Regions from separate parts of the Mus musculus genome. Here region 1 is linked to region 2. The links are chromatin loops, found by intact Hi-C in ENCODE. Cell type or tissue: left cerebral cortex. All regions are shown on one strand. Each heading gives the region's core, and the rest is flanking DNA. Links, peaks and the distances in the headings are about the cores only.

Region 1 (2,913 bases), core at 196-2,695, 160 kb before region 2:
GCCTTCACAGGACCAAGGGCCTTCCCTCCCACTGATGTCCAACAAGTCCTTCTTCTGCTACGTATGTGGCTGGAACCTTGGCAGTCAGGCTTGGCCTAGCCACTGGCCATCCTAGAGACAATGCCCAGGTCACTTTTGAGCACCAGGGGCTCTTGGATGCCACAAAGGACTTACTCAGACTTTCTCAACTTAAAATACACAGACTGAGGGAGAAAGTGACGTGTTAGTAAATGGCACACCACGTCTGATACACCTTCATCTACCAGCAGACACTATTTTCACAGAAGAAACGGGCTCCATCTTTAGTTCTTCATGCCATGACTCTAAACTAACAAAGCACTGGCATGAGGTAAGATGAGATAAGATGAAAAGCGCCCCACTCACTGGGAAGCCGGTGGCACTGATGGCTTATTGGCTGGTCGGCCCTGGCACTACTTAACTGTGGGGTCCTGACCTGGCCTCCAAGTGTCAGACCTATGCAGCACCCCATTCATGAAAACCACAATGGCTTCAAACACTGCTAAGTGTTCTTGAGAATTAGTTCCTATTTCTTAAGCAGAAAATTTTCTGAGGATACACCATATTTTCCATTGATATTTTTGAAGTTTAATAAAAACAGTATTTCCTAAGATTGTCTTCTTCAGCTATTGAATAAATGTTTAATTATCGAAAATCTTTACCTACGGTGATATATATCCTTTCAGTCACACTGGGAAGCGTTATTGATTGACAAGGCAGGATATTAGATCTGGGATTTGTGGAGTTAAGTGGCAAAAATACATTTTCTCCCTAAGATCTAGTGTAGTACTGCGCCATCAAAACTGTGGTCTCTTTTCTATAACATTTGTCTTAAACTCAGTAATGGCCAATAAATGGCATTTTGCAAATCCTTGGAGCATTCCAACTGGGGAGTCAAATGATGTCATGAAAATTATCTCTGAGTAGAAAGGGAATTCCTATATGTGGATACCCGTGCCCATGATGAAACTCGGGGCCTGGTACATACTGGGTGACCCTCAACCAGCAACCTCAATAAGGACCTTCAGAAGTAGTCTGATTAACCCACCATGACTGAGATTGTACTGATAATAAATAAAAGAAGCAAATAAAATAAAATAATGTGGTAGTTTGAATATGTTTGGCCTAGGTAGTAGCACTATTAGGGGGTGTGGCCTTGTAGGTGTGTCACAGTGGGTGTGGGCTTTAAGACCCTCATCCTAGCTGCCTGGAAGCCAGTCTTCTGCTAGCAGCCTTCAGATGAAGATGCAGAACTCTCAGCCCCTCCTGCACCATGTCTGCCTGGATGCTGCCATGTTCCTGCCTTGATGACAATGGACTGAACCTCTGAACCTGCTAGCCAGCCTCAATTAAATGTTGTCCTTCTAAGAGCTACCTTGGTCATGGAACTCAGATCTCTGAGTTCAAGGTCAATCTATACAGAGCAAGTTTACAGAGAAAATTCCAGGCCAGCCAAGCTCTGGCAGTAAGGGAGTTCAGAAACAGAAAGTCAGCAACAGAATAAGAGGGGCCATGTTCCAGCCCCAGCAAGCAGCAGAACTCAGCAGCTTTGGCCGTGTAGTTCTAAATTTAGAGTCCAGAATAGAAGGGACTACTGGGACAACAGATGCTCGTTAGCTGGAGCCAAGAAATTAGCCATGAATAACAAGAGACCAGTATCACAGAAGTGAAACCTTCTGGGAAGTGTTTTCAGAGAGCACAAAGAAGCTGTGTTCCAGAGATAGCCAAGGTTGTACCTCGTGCTGCAGCTGGACTTGATAATGTGTAAGAATCACCCAGGTGGTACTGGTTTTGAAAGCATGAAGGGGTCATGGAGAGCAGCTGAGGTTCGGCACTGTGAGAGTCCAGGGAAGGCCATGGGTGGAGATGCAGCCTGAGCTGCAGTTGAAAGCCTAGGAGTGAAGGGGTCATGCAAAGAATTTGAGTCTTGACCCCACAAAGAAAGACTATGAGAGGCTATTGGTGAAACCTAGTTGCAGTGGAAGACCCCAGTGTATTGGAGATGCCAGTATCATGGGATGACCACCAAGAACAGCAGCGACAGTGGAGTGGATCAACCTGAGCTTAGAGTGCTACAAAGGACATAGCTGGAGAAGAGATACCAGCCCTTTGAAGGAGCCCAGAAAATCATGTATGGATCCAGACATTGAAACGTTGAAGTTTGCCTTGGAGACCCCAAGATTTTCTAGATGCCAGAGCTGTGGGCTATCTGCTGAGGAAAGCTGCTAACAGGGAGTGGAACCAGCCCAGGAGAAAGAAGTTTGTTGCAGTCAACAAAGATGAAAAGGGAGTAGAGATCTGAGAACTGCTTTGACATCAGACATGGAGATGCAGAGTTTGGAGTTTACCCAGCTGGTCTCCTGTCTTGCTTTAGGGATTATAGTTAAGTCATTAGATGAATCTCAGAAGAGACTCTGAACTTTGGACTATTAACATGGTTGAGACTGCTATAGACTGGGGATTTTGGATATTGGACTAAATGTACTTATTTATTGTGCTATGTTTAGGTATGGCCCCCCATAGACTCATATGTTTAAACAAGCCTATAGGGGCCAGGGAATGGGGTGTGGTAGTTAACATATGCTTGGCCTAGGGAGTGGCACTATTTGGAGGTATGTCCTTGTTGGAGGAAGTGTGTAACTGTGGGTGTGGGCTTTAAGACCTTCATCTGAGCTCCCTAGAAGTGAGACTTCTAGTGGCCTTCAGATGAAGATGTAGAACCCTCAGCTCCTCCTGCACCACGCCTGCCTGGATGCTGCCATGCTCCTGCTTTGATGATAATAGACTGAAGCTCTTAACATAGGCTAGCCCCAATTAAATCTTGTCCTTATAAGAGTTGCCTGGGTCATGGTGTCTGTTCACAGCAGTAAAACCCTAACTAAGACCAATAATAAG
Region 2 (2,913 bases), core at 262-2,761:
TCTTAGGATTCAAAATGGATATTTAAACACAGTCTGACTCCCATGTCTCCCCCACAAAAGCAGCATGATTTTTAATACACTTTTTCTGGCACATAAGCTATATACACAAGAAGCAATTACACAAGAGACACAGTCTCAGGAAGACCCGAGGTAGCTGCTTGCCTAACATGTTAAAGACCCTGGACTACACGGGTGGGATAGAAGTTGTGGGAGACGCCTACACTTAGAACTCATACACTTTTTTCATCACAGGAAAAATACTGGCATGAATTACTTGATTTTTTTCCGTTCACAAAGCTAAATTGTTTTTATTTATTTATTTATTTAAACCACCCACAAGCTGTAAAATGTAGAGCACAAGATGTAGTACAAACATCGAAGATCAAACCCTGCTAGGACCTGCAAAGCTTCTAGTCCGTAGCTGGGGTTGGGTAGTCAACACCTGTAAGATTAGCACTTAAGAGGCAGAGGCAAGATGATCGCCATGGGTCTCAGGCCAGCCACTGTCTCAAAAACTAGCCAAACAAATAGACTGTGCCTTCCAGTTTGCTTTCCAGTCTATCACAGAGTTACCAGGAGACTATAGCAACAAATCCTCCATATAACCAAATCCAACGCCGTGTTTCCAGGAGTGAGGCATTTGAACACACCCAGACACAAGTAACAGACCTATGACACTCAGGAGGCAGAAGTTGGTGAATCACAGCCTGTAACCACTGCTAAGTCCAAAGTCAACTAATTCACACCATGGGTTTCAGGCCAGCCAGGGCTACAAATGGGGGCTGTCCCCCCACCGCTCCCCCCCCCCCCCAACCAATAAAAACCTAGAAGAAAACAACCAAGCCCTTCACACTGGTCTTCACAGGGGTCTTAAGTGGTCTCTGGTTTCAATTGCTTTTTTCCTGTTCCTGGTGCCTGAGGACTTTTACCTATGCTATCAAAATGACTGATGAGCAACCAGGCTTTCCTTGACTGAAAAATCAAGTTAGTATTTTTAATCTCCATGTGTTCGATAGCCAGTATTACACCCATAAACACAAGCCTTATTACACTAGGTGTGGCGAAAGCTGATGGGTTCCTTCCAGTGTTTATAAACAAATACGCCTTTAATAAAGATAAACCAATTGTTTAAAAGAGCCTAAAGTGATTTGCAAGTGCCCAGAAGCGGGGTCAGTTTAGACAGAGATCCCAGGACACACACCCTGGAGACCCACCAACCTTTCCCTACCAAAACACCCACCCTCCCGAAGCTGCTCCGCTTCAGCCGCACGAGCAGTCTCCGACGCGCATGCGCGCACCGAACTCAGCGACTGGGGCGCACAGCCTACGGGCTGAGTGATGCGCCCACATTTGGCCGTCGCCCCGCAGCGGGCGAGCGCCGACCGGCGGCTTAGGGGGCGGGGGGGGGGGGGGCAAGAGGCTCCACCCGCTCCTCTCTCCACCGCGGCCGACCCGTACAGCTCCCTTCACCCACCTCCCAGCGGCGTGCGTCGCTTCTCCGCTCCTTGCGAGGCCTGGGAAGTGGGCGGGGCGTGGGCGGGGCGTGCCCCTAGCTGTGGGCAGAGGAAACTGTTGAGGTCTGGCCCTAGGCGCTGTTCTCTGAGTAGCTGAGCCCCAAAGAGCTGTTTTAAAGCTGTTTTGCCACCTTGCGGTAGGATATTGCTAACGTTTTGAACCGGTGCCCCCAGTAATTTGAGTTATTGCTCCAGATTAGGCAGACAGACAACAAACATAAATTCCACAGGGACACTGCTAGCATTTACTGTATGACTTTGGAAAAAGTGAAAAACAAAATAATGCACCACCCCAAAATAATGCATCTCATTCTGAAATGTGTATTTCTTCCCGGAAATAGCAGAAAGTTATTAAGATTCTAGTTGTACCAGGACGTGGTAGGATGTCTGTAATCCCTGCATTCGGAAAGCTGAGGCAGGAGATCCAGAATTGGACGCCAACCTAGTTTACAGAGCAAGTTCCTGGTAGGCAAGTCAGGACTGTCTCAAGTGTTAACATTTAGGGGTGCAGAATAAAGGAACAAAAGGCAGGAATGAGACCAAAATCTGGCCTCAACTGACGAGACTGTTCACCCCACCCTCCCCTTCTCCCCTTCCCTACTGATCCCAGATGGAACTAATGTTTGTAGAAGAAATTCAAATCACAGGACAGCAGACCCAGACACCCCCAAGATGTTAGGCAGAGGGTCCAATGGCCAACCAGGCTACAGTCAAATGTACAGCAGGGAAGCAGGGAACTAGACCCTGAGGGGGCGGGAGGCAGGGTAGAAAGGGACACTGGAAACCTACAAGTCAATTGCTGGAATAGGTGGTTTATCAGGCAGTGTAAGTCATTAAGTAGCATTGAGAGAGGAGAGGAGAGGAATCTATCAGGGTTCCTCAGCTGCAGCACTGTCCACATTTGGGACTCTTGATTCTTTGCTGGGGCTGTTGTGTCTCGGGGCTCTCTCTGTCCACCAACTGATGCCGGTACTCACTATGCTGTCTCCCCATCTGTTTTATTTTTGGAGATAGTTTTCATTACGAAGGCTAGACCAGCCTGGAAAGCACAGGTCTGCCACCTCTGCTGGGATTACGTGTGTGAACCACTAGCTTGACAACCAAAAATGACTTGGTTTTGGAAATCCCTGGAGGGAAGGACAGACCCAGGTTCAATTCCCAGCTCCCTGTGGCAGCTTACAACTGTCAGTTTCTCCAAGGGGCCTCACACCTTCTTCTGGCTTCTGAGGGTACTGCACTCATGTGGTGCATAGATATACATGCACATAAAAATAAATAAATCTCAATGGGTGGGAATTAAACAAAAGAAAGAAGATACCGGGGGAAAAGTGGGTGTGGTACAGACCACCTGTGGTGGAGAACAGTCCAGCCGCAACATCCAAGGATGGAGTTACGGGCG

Evidence for each region. A loop is a pair of places that touch in the nucleus more often than their neighbours do. Peaks named below come from ENCODE experiments on the same cell type or tissue, not always from the same donor. Only the 100,000 strongest peaks of a DNase experiment are listed, where the experiment ranks them.
Region 1: it touches region 2 in a loop (2.0-fold over the local background); 1 of 42 quality-filtered maps calls a loop at or near these places.

What each region holds. Positions count from the first base shown.
Region 1 is chr8:22,008,000-22,010,912 of GRCm38, forward strand. The region is part of intron 12 of Atp7b (ATPase, Cu++ transporting, beta polypeptide); the gene reads right to left. Among named protein-coding and RNA genes, the nearest start is that of Ccdc70, 39 kb to the left of the region's middle. In left cerebral cortex, for the core only: no CTCF peak of the experiment used is centred there; a DNase peak (open chromatin) is centred at 1,596.
Region 2 is chr8:22,164,904-22,167,816 of GRCm38, forward strand. It overlaps Nek3 (NIMA (never in mitosis gene a)-related expressed kinase 3), which reads right to left and starts at 1,532. Exons shown (of 16, transcript NM_011848.4): 1 at 1,475-1,532. In left cerebral cortex, for the core only: CTCF peaks have their summits at 1,613 (motif pointing left) and 2,737; DNase peaks (open chromatin) are centred at 1,320 and 1,577; H3K4me3 peaks cover 1,274 bases; H3K27ac peaks cover 1,010 bases.